Regions from separate parts of the Mus musculus genome. Here region 2 is linked to region 1. The links are chromatin loops, found by intact Hi-C in ENCODE. Cell type or tissue: left cerebral cortex. All regions are shown on one strand.

Region 1 (5,000 bases):
GACAGCTCACAACTGTCTTAACTCCTGTTCCAAGGGATCCAACACCTTCATACAGATAAACATTCAAAACACCAATATACATAAAAATATTTCTTTAAAGTATAGTAGAAAATCCAAGGAACTGCCAGCAGCTGGACTACCACAGGTAGGATACTGGGTGGAGGTGGGGATGGTGAGAATTACAGGTTCTGACACAACAAAGATGAAAACAAAAATGGCCAAGCAAGTAATGCAAACTGAGGTACTGTGAACTGTATCTGCAGTTCACTGTAGGGTACTGCCAGTGGATTGTGTCAGTAAACATCCACTAGCTGTGTGACTTTGGACAAGCCACTTGCCTTTTCTGTGCCTTGACCTTCCTTGCAGGAGTGTACTACGGAACTCCTTCAATTTACTTTCAGACCCATAAAATCAATCAAACCACTGCAACTCGCAGAGTACAGGCATCTTGAGACCTGCCTTCCTTTAAGGGAAAGAAGTTGAATTAAAATATTTGATGGGTGGAAGGACACCCACTGCCAAGCTTATTCTACTACAAACAGATGTATGCCTTGGTTTGACAGGAGAGACTCTGAATTTCTTGAGTGTAAACAATGTGCTAAGTGTGCTTGATCTACCCCCATCAAAACCCCTCAAGTAATGACTTCAGTTATCAGGACCACGTGACTAACAGCCAAGGTACACACAGCTGGGTCTGTCATCAACACAGAAGTCAAGGCACAGGGGAAACCGAACATGCTCTCTAGTTGATTGCAAACAGGATATAAAGAGGGTTTGTGATATAGTGGTCTAAAAGTGAGCATGCCTTAACTACCCGTTCTGATTGGTTAGTCATACCTTGTCTCCACACCAGTTCCTTAGGAAGTCCACATCCAGGGAGAGCCTCCTTAGTGGTAAGCCTTTGCAGGACCCCTTACACATTACAACCACATGGTGTCAGCAGGATAAAGACTGGTAGTCCCTTAAGAAAGCGTTCCAAGACCCAGTTAGAACAAAGAAAGCAGAGAGACTAAATTGGGTCCCCTAGTTCCAGCTCAGCTTTCCAGAGTTCACCCGTGAGCTCTGAGATGTAGGTGGGTGAGGTAAAGGCCCAGGCTTCACAGATTGCATTGGCTTTGCCCGTGGTTGGAGGCGTTTTTGTTTTCTGGACCCTCCTGTCCTTAACAAGTCTCCTCATTTGACGGCTTAACATTCTGCCCTCTCCCATACACACAACACTTTCACTCTCCCAAGAGCACCCTGCTCCTGGCCCCCAGGGAGGGGGATATGGTAAAGTGGAAGATGTCGGTAACAACTGAGCCTCTCCTCTCCTGTGAAGTGGGGGCAAGAACAATAGCACTTCCTTCATTTTTTCCTTCAGAGGATCATGGAAGACCAAAGCGCCCATGGGAGGGAAGATGGCTTCTCACACTAGCCTGCCCTCAACTTTGTCCAATGTTGACGTCCCTCTCTTCAGCATGGAGAAACCTGAACCAGGAGCCTTCTCTCACGGACTCTAGCTCAAGTCTCCACTCATTCATTCTCTGTTCCTAACTCCTCTGTCGTTACAAAGCTATCCCTACCACTACCACTGTCCCCAGGAGCCCCTACCAGCCCTTGCAGGAGAGTAGAGGAGAGCTGAGACTCAGGTGGTTTTTCCAAGAAGTCAGCCGGCTTAAAGTTAATTGGCTGTTGACACTCAAGAAGCTTTGTGGGTGACCGGTACTCAGGACCCCGGGCGCGAAGGGGTGCATTCAACCCTGGCTGGCGGGTGCTTGATCTGAGCAACTGGCCTTCGCACCAAGGACGTGTGGGGCTGTCCGAGGTGCTGAACCTGCCTACTTTGGGCCTTAGCCTAGTACTGTTGCGGGAGGTCTAGGAGACTGGACTTTCCTTCATGGCCTGTTCTGTCCCAGGTGACCTTGGGCACCTGGCTTCCCCACATAGGCAGCGATGAACTCATTCGCGGCTGGATAGGAGACTCGTGCCATCTTCAGTCTCACAGCTAATGCGCGTCCCTTCCCGGGCGTGGAGAGTGACAAGATCTTTAGCCAGGGTAGATGCTCGCCTGTCCAGTCTCACCTGCTCTTCCCCAGGCCCCGACGGCTGCAGTCTTTTGGCTGTCCAGCGGCTATCAGGCAGCGCTCTGTCCCGACAGAAGCACGTTGCTAGATCTGCCCCGCCGCACACCAGGGGCCTGTTGGGGCCAAACCCTCAAGACCAGGATTTAACCTCAGGCGGAACGACGAAGGGGCTACAAGCCGTGGAGAGGTTCGAAAACACTTCGGTGTCCAGAGTGCGTGGTTAGGGCGGAGGCGGGGCTCATAGCCAAGCTTGGCCGCCTGGTTCTTCCCCAGCCCGCGAGGGGGCGCCTAGTCCCCATGACAACGCGGACAGCCCCCACCCCACCCCCCGGAGGGCAGAGCCGGAGGCTAATCCTCCCTGGCGACTGTGGGCGGTGCCCTCGGTGCTGGAGTCCGGAGTTGCGGGCCATCTCCCGGGAAGGGTGTGAGCATCAAGGGTGCCTGACACTCCAGGTGGTGACCCCCGCGCGTCGCCGCTGGGTGACCGGCCCCGGGCGGGCGGTGCGTCCCCACCACGATTGGCTGCTTCCCTGTGACATCACGCGGCTCGGAGAAAAGTGCGAGCGTGAGCGCGAGTCGGAGCCACAGCGCCGGGAGCTGCAGGCGAAGCAGGGGCCGCCCCTTGGCACCCTGTCCCCGCCCCCGGCCCCCGGCCCAGTCGCCCACCCCACCGACTCGCAGGGCCTCTGGCTAGTTCCGCCGTCTGTCCGGCGCCAGCGGAGCAAGACAGAAGCAGCGGGTGAGTAACTCCGCGGAATCGCGGGGGCGGGGGGCTTCTATGCAAGATGAGGATGTAGGGTTCTGGGACCCCCTGAAGGTCTCCAGAGGTGGGTCGGGCTGGAACAGGGCCCCAGACCCCTTTGAAAGGCAAGCGCGGTGCGGAAGGGGCGGAGAGCTCAGAGATGGGGCACCCCTCTGGAAGAAGGACCCCAGGTCTCTAAAAGGTTTCTCTAGGTGAACCTCTAGGGATTGGTGATCATTGAGAAGGCTAGGGGAGGAATAGTCCCAGCCCACAGCCCAACCCCGAAGCAGAGCAGCCGTCGGGTCAGGACCCACACTCCCTCACTCCCTCCCGTTGGCTCTTCTTCAAGGCGCCGGAAGATGAAGCCCCAAAGCGCCCGTTTCCCGCCCGTCTCCCTGCCCTCCGTTCCCACCTTGGCCCACCGGGAGCCTCCAGTACGCTCTAGCCCGTTGGAGTCCTCTGTCCGCGACCTTGAGCCCCGACGGAAAACACCCCTGTTCTCTCCTGTTTCCCTTCCCCCTCTCCAGGAGTACCCTCTCTTTTACTCATCCGGGGAGATACATCTCCCAGCCCTCCACCCTCCCAGCTCTTAGAGGAAGTGTTAGGCACAATGATTTGGCCCAATATCCAGCACCCCTCTCTCTTCCCCTAAAGTACAGAGGCTTCTCTCCGCCTCAGGAACAGTCCTGGGGGCCATAGCTTTCCTGAAGTGATCACTTAATAATCGAAAATCTACCCCACGGGCGCCCAGAGCACCCTTTCCCGACTTGTCCCCAGCAGGGGTAGGGGCTCGAGAACCCGCGGAAGCACATTGCCCACGCCCAGAGACTACAGGAACTGCGTGCCTGGGGGTTGATGGGAGGGCGGGGCATCGGAGAACCTTGGCCCTTTCGACCAGGACCCAGACGTGATGGAGCCGGGAGATGGGCCCAAGGGTAAGCCCCGAGATTGTCTTTGAGATAGACCTGAGCCCACAGCTTGGGAACTCGGTGCCTATTTTGACTGACAGGACTAGACAGGGCCTCTCCAGGGGTTGCGGGTTGAAGAGTGAAGAACAATTTTACCCTCCTGACCCAGGCCTCGACTGGGCTCCCCGTTTGGAGGCTCTACCCCTGCCCTCAATGCGTAGGGCACATCAAACTGAGCTCGGTGACCCTCACGGCTCGACGACTATCGCAGAGGCTTCTCGACAGAAGTCAGCCCACTGCTGGGACTGCACGCTCTCCATTCTTGACGATGCAGTTAGGACCAGGTGCCTGGGGCCACTAAGATAATGGTTCCAAAGTCAGGGTTTCTTCGCAGCCCAAATTTTGCTCCTTTCTCAACCCTTTCCCCACCCACAGACCGGGCGCTTGCCGGTGGTTCCCGCCATGGGAACTGGTCATTCGCTGATAGTCCAGCATTTGCTCCCGCACACAAATTCGCGGTTACGGCCACCCAAGCTCTATGGCCAGACACGCACACACATGCACACGCACGTGTCCACATGGCGCTGGTATGCTCACACGTTCAAAGGCGCACCGGTATCCAGGCGTGGCGGGGCGCACACTGGCACATGCAAACAGCTACTAGTGTCTACTCGAGCTCCCGAGTAGTCACACACAAACACAACTCGCACTCGTTTTCCCACCTACACGTTCCTTGATGGGTGCCTTGCGGGGTGCGGGTGGAATCCCGACGCCCTAAAGTTTTTCATCCTCGAAACCCTGGCCGAACCTAAGGGACCTTTGTGGCAACCTGGGACCACGGAGACAGGCAGTATCTCCCTCCCTTTGCTCCTTTGTGGGAGAAGCCCTGCCCTGACGCTTTTCTGTATTTGCGGTTTACTCTGGGACTTGACGTGGTGAACCTCCGGCTCGGGGTCCGGAGCTGGCACCGGGGACCGACATTGCCATCTAGCGGTGCTCACAGGCCAGGGTGATGGCTGCTTGCCTTCTCGGATTCTAGATGGGCGGGATTTGGGGGGGGGGGGGAGGCAGAGAATTGTGCCTGAAGGTGCTGTGGTCTGAACATCTGAGAGACTATCAGAGAAGTCTAGAAAGAAAACTGGGACCAAGTTGAGAAAACTGAATTTACCCAGTCTGCATCTGTCGGGGCTCCGGGAAGACCAAACCACCCACCATTCATCTGGTCATTTACTTGTCAAGGCTGTTTCTTGGTCCCAGGAGGACAAAAGGTCAAACCCAAGTGAGGGA
Region 2 (5,000 bases), 210 kb before region 1:
GATTTCTGAGTTTGAGGCCAGCCTGGTCTACAAAGTGAGCTCCAGGACAGCCAGGGCTATGTAGAGAAACCCTGTCTCGAAAAACCAAAAAAAAGAAAGAAAGAAAGACAGACAGACAAGAAGGCAACAATGGAAGGAGTGAAAAAGTGATATTCTGATAAATCAGAATTTTGGACTGCAAAATTGTTCAGTGCCTAAAATGTTTACTACCCATGAATGAGGACCTAATTTCATGTTCACAGCATCCATGTAAAACCCAGGCAATACAGAAAGCAGCTCTAGCCCATCACCATGGAGGTAGACACATAGGGAATGTGGGAAGCTTGCTAGCCAGCCCGCATAAGCAAAGCAGCAAGCTCCAGGTGTCCTGAGACCTTGTCACCACATTTAAGACAGAAGTTAACAGAAAACACCTGATTTTGACTTTAAGGGTGCACACAAATGCACACACACACAGATGTGGGTGCAGACAGAAATCAGAATTTTCAGTGGAAAAATCAGAATATAATCTCTAGAACTATAGTAGCTATTTATGTTTACATACCAAACAACACAGCAATAAAATACATGAAGCAAAAATTCCTAGAGGGATGGTGAGATGGCTCGGCAGGTAAAGGAATTTGCCACAAGGCCTAATGACATGGGTTTTATCCTTGTACCCTCATGGTAAAAAGAGAAACTACTCCCACACATTCTCTGTCCTTCACAAGTGCCCTGGCACACATGTGCCTATTCACATAAACAAAATCCAAAAAATAAACTCGGCTGAGGGAGGAGAGAAAAAAAATCCACAAAGGGTTAAAGGTAAAATAATTAACAAAACAATAAATCTTTATTTAAAACAGAGTAATTAACATCCACCTCAGAGAATCTGACCTTAATGCCATCTTAAGTTATCTTTAAATAAGAAAGCCATTGACAATACTAAAAGGGAGAGGTAACCCCTTTAAAATGACTGTAAAAATGACTTTAAAAGAACTGTAAATGTCTTTTCTTTTCTTTTTTTTTTTTTTTTTTTGGTATTTTCGAGACAGGGTTTCTCTGTGTAGCCCTGGCTGTCCTGGAACTCACTCTGTAGACCAGGCTGGCCTCGAACTCAGAAATCCGCCTGCCTCTGCCTCCCAAGTGCTGGAATTAAAGGCGTGTGTCACCACCGCCCGGCGTGTAAAATGTCTTTTAATTCTACATTTTATTCATATATCTGTGAACCAGAAGTGGAAGCAGCATTTTCCAAAGCTGTAATCCTGTTATGACTTCTATTAATTCTTCACTTAGCCAATACTTTTCCTAACAGTCAACTGTACTTGGCCATTCAGTTGCTTTTCTAAGTAGCGGTGATTCACACTGTCATCCCTTCTCGTGTGCCCAAGGACATTAGGCTGCCTGTGCTGCTTACAATGGCCTTCAGAAGACTTTTCTTTTCTAAGATTTATTTATTATTATATGTAAGTACACTGTAGCTGTCTTCAGACACTCCATAAGAGTGCATCATGGTGTATTACAGATGGTTGTGAGCTGCCATGTGGTTGCTGGGATTTGAACTCAAGACCTCTGGAAGAGCAGTCAGTGCTCTTAACCACTGAGCCATTTCTCCAGCCCCGCAGAAGACTTTTCTAATAAGTTGCTCCAATGCACTCTACAGTTAAAAGCAGGCAGGTATTTAAAATGAATGTGAAAATAATTTTAATGAGTTATAAGCCTTTAAAAGATTTAAATTCAGTCTATAGTGTTTGGTATGGTAGTTCACACTTCTAGTATTCAGGAGGAAGAGATTCAGGAGTTCAAGGTCACCCAAAACTATATAAAGTGAAAACCAGCCTAGGCTATATAAATATCCTGTCTCAAAAACCTACAAGAGCAGATAGATAGATAGTGTTGTTTGGTTGTATTACATGCCTATAGCCCAGACCTGGGGAGTCAGAGGCAATAGGACTGCTAACAAGTTCAATACTAGCCTAGTCTACATAGTGAGTTCCAGGCCAACAAGTGTAATACACAAAAAGATCTTGTCTCAAAAAGCAGAGATTAATTGGTTGTGAATATAGCTCTGTAGTAGACTGAGCAGAGTGATAGGTTAAACCTCAAGTAAGAACACGTATGTGTTTGTGTATAGATATATAATTATTGTATACATATAAACATATACATATAAATAAATTTATACATATTTCATTAGGAGAATTTCAAAACTAGACATGATGGTATATGCTAGATAATCTCAACACTTACGATGCCGGGAAAGGAGGATCAGTAACTCAAGGCAAACAAACCCTGGCTGCATAGGTGAACCCTGTTTCCAACTATCCCAACCTAGGCCTGTGACAGCCTGCGTCGGTATTCTCAGCTCCTCAGGAGGCTGAGTGAAGAAGATAACTGAAGCACAGGAGTTTAAGGCCAACCTGGGCTACGGGCTACCACCGAAGTGGGGAGGGGGGAGCCAACAAAGGAATGTTACCTTGAGGATAGATTGAGCAGATTAACTAGGAAAAAAGTGAATGAGAGATTTACAACCCAAGAAGGTGCTTAGCCACTTAATTCAGAGATTTAATGAGAATAGGTTTTCGCAGGTTATTCCACTGCCAGTAAGAACATAGTCCCCTTTTTCACTAGTCAAGTCACCCTCACTTACAGGAGGACTTCATACTTGGCATTAAAAATTTTTTTTGATTGACTGAAAACTTACCTAACCTACCTTGATACCCAACACCGGAGTTACGGCCCTACAAATGTTCTCCAATAGATCTTTTTGACATAACTCAAAGAGACAATAAAGTAGCAAGAAAATTTCGGGGGATGTCTGTAACGGTTGGGACGCCTCAAGAGCCAACAGGGTCTACACCAACCCAACTTCTCGTAGAAAACATAATCAGGGGATTATGGAACTGAACCTCGGTTGCTTGGCTTGGGCGTCCCCAAGGTGGTGGCCAAGGGAACACAGATCAGTGACCTCCCACTCGGGGGCGCTGAAAGATCCGGGGGTTATTACCCTCAAAAGTGAGTACCTGCGAAGCTACGGCACAGAGAGTGGCTCCGGGCTCTCATTCCGGAGGCCGGGGCCTGGGGCCGGCCAACTGCACCTCCCAGCAGAGGGTTCCGCGCTCCCGGGCGGTAGTGACAGCACAGGTCGCAGAGAGATATCTCACGCTAACGAGGCTCCGGGATCCCAGAACTGAAAAAGCTGTCGGACTGGTGTGGACTGGTTTTTCTCAGAGCTTCCCCTTCACACGTCAAACGATCTCTCCCGCCCTAAGCCAGCAACCAGTCGCTGCCCGGCGCCGCCATCCTTAGTGTTTGTTTTCATCCGCTTCAGTGCAGGCGGTGGGGAGGTAGAGCGCTACGGAGGAAATGCAGCTGCCTAAATTCAGCTGCACTTTCGCTACACCACAAACGACCTATTTAATATTTCTGTACATCAGAGTCTTCAAGAAAGGCGGCTTATTTCCAGAAATAAATCATATGATTAATTTTAAAGCCTTTTAGGAGAAAAAAAAGGGTTTGGGAAGGAATTTAGGGAGTTGGAGACTGGGCTTCGTGTAGAATGTACGGAAGCGAAGCGCAGGCCGCGGTGGCCGAGGTGCTGATGACGCGGCGTGGGGCGGGCGCTGACGCGGAAGGGGAGGTGCGGCTGTTGCGCACCGTGGCGGCTTGTGTGCGGCCGTGGGTTCCGGAGGCGGGCCTTCTTCGGCCCCGAGGGTGGAGAGTGCTCCGGTTAATCCGGTAGCTACGGAAAGGTGGCGATCAGCGTTCGGTTATTCTGGGTCGAGCAGCCAGACTTTGGTTATCTTACTATTTTTGAGACAAGGTCTCGCTGTGTAACTCAGGTTAGCTTTGAACGTAATGTAGCTCCAGCAGGCATGGAGCACGCGGCGATGCTACCCAGTTTCCAGAATGCTAACATTACAGGCTGGACCAGCCTTAGGAGCTTTTTGTTTTGTTTTACTTTGTTTTGACTGGTGCTCGTAGTCCACGCTTGCCTCGCACATGATCTTCTGGTCTACACTTCCCAAGTACAGTGAGCCCATTCCTGGCTGGGGCATCTTTACTTACACGGCTTTTAAAGGAATAAACTTTTTAAATACATTTATGTTTTGGAGGCGGGCGTGATGTGGCAAGGGTGTTGGACGATTCTTTCTTTCCACCATATGGATCTCAGATAGCCAACTAATTTATTTCACCAGGCTTCACAGGCAAACCCTGTGCCCTCGGAGCCATCTTTGTCCCTTAATACTGTTTTGAAAGCGGGTTGAAAAGTGGCCTCGGTGTTCCAGACCTACCTGGTTCACTTAGCTTTTTCCTCCTTTCCTTCCTTTTATACTCTTCCTTCCTTTCTAGCCTAAAGCTTCGGGATTTGGGTCTCTTGAGATGAAGGGAAAGCCTGTTACAGCAGACAGTGTAGGTCCCCAGGCAGGGCCACAGACTGTCTTTCTTCCTTTCTCCCCCCCCCCCACCCCCCCTTTGTTCTACATCTCTAGTTGGACTGGTTTGAGCACTCCCTCATCTGTGGAGCCATAGGGCTTTGCAAAACAAACCTCTGAGTAACCCTTAAGGTGTTTTCAACTTGTCAGCTGTCTCCTGGTTGCCACAGACCTCTTTTACCTTGTAAATTGTTTGTTCTCATGTGTTGTTCTCAGTTGAAATGCCAGGCAGTAGATGAGCCACTGGGATTGAACTCTTATTGTCTGCAAATTAGATCAAGTTTGTCATACAATAGTGAGTCAGTGGAGATAAATCTAGAGTTAACAAGTGAATGGCTGAAAAAGGTGTAGGTTTTGAGTCATTTGGTATGGTTTGGATCACGTTTCTAATTATTTTTTTCTTTTAATTAACATTTACAGAAAGAAGATTATAAATGTCAGAGCCATTTAACTGATGGTTAGCTGTTGAATTCTGATACTTACTGCGCTGGGAAAAATTCGGGAAAAGCAGATAGAAGAGGACCTCCACATTAGCAATGGCTATTCCAATAACAGTGCTTGACTGTGATCTCTTGCTGTATGGCC

What was found. Hi-C counts contacts between places; a loop is a spot of excess contacts. Peaks named below come from ENCODE experiments on the same cell type or tissue, not always from the same donor. Only the 100,000 strongest peaks of a DNase experiment are listed, where the experiment ranks them.
Region 2: it touches region 1 in a loop (4-fold over the local background); 3 of 42 quality-filtered maps call a loop at or near these places.

What each region holds. Positions count from the first base shown.
Region 1 is chr2:91,919,542-91,924,541 of GRCm38, forward strand. Chrm4 (cholinergic receptor, muscarinic 4) reads left to right here and starts at 2,648. Exons shown (of 2, transcript NM_007699.2): 1 at 2,648-2,802. In left cerebral cortex, CTCF peaks have their summits at 2,337 (motif pointing right) and 4,691 (motif pointing left); DNase peaks (open chromatin) are centred at 1,796, 2,380, 2,555, 3,400 and 3 more places; H3K4me3 peaks cover 3,450 bases; H3K27ac peaks cover 3,205 bases.
Region 2 is chr2:91,707,245-91,712,244 of GRCm38, forward strand. Atg13 (autophagy related 13) reads right to left here and starts at 3,348. Exons shown (of 17, transcript NM_001355419.1): 1 at 3,003-3,348. Harbi1 (harbinger transposase derived 1) reads left to right here and starts at 3,608. Exons shown (of 3, transcript NM_178724.5): 1 at 3,608-4,007; 2 at 4,836-5,000. The coding sequence starts at 4,952. In left cerebral cortex, a CTCF peak has its summit at 2,955 (motif pointing right); DNase peaks (open chromatin) are centred at 3,318 and 3,630; H3K4me3 peaks cover 2,280 bases; H3K27ac peaks cover 1,592 bases.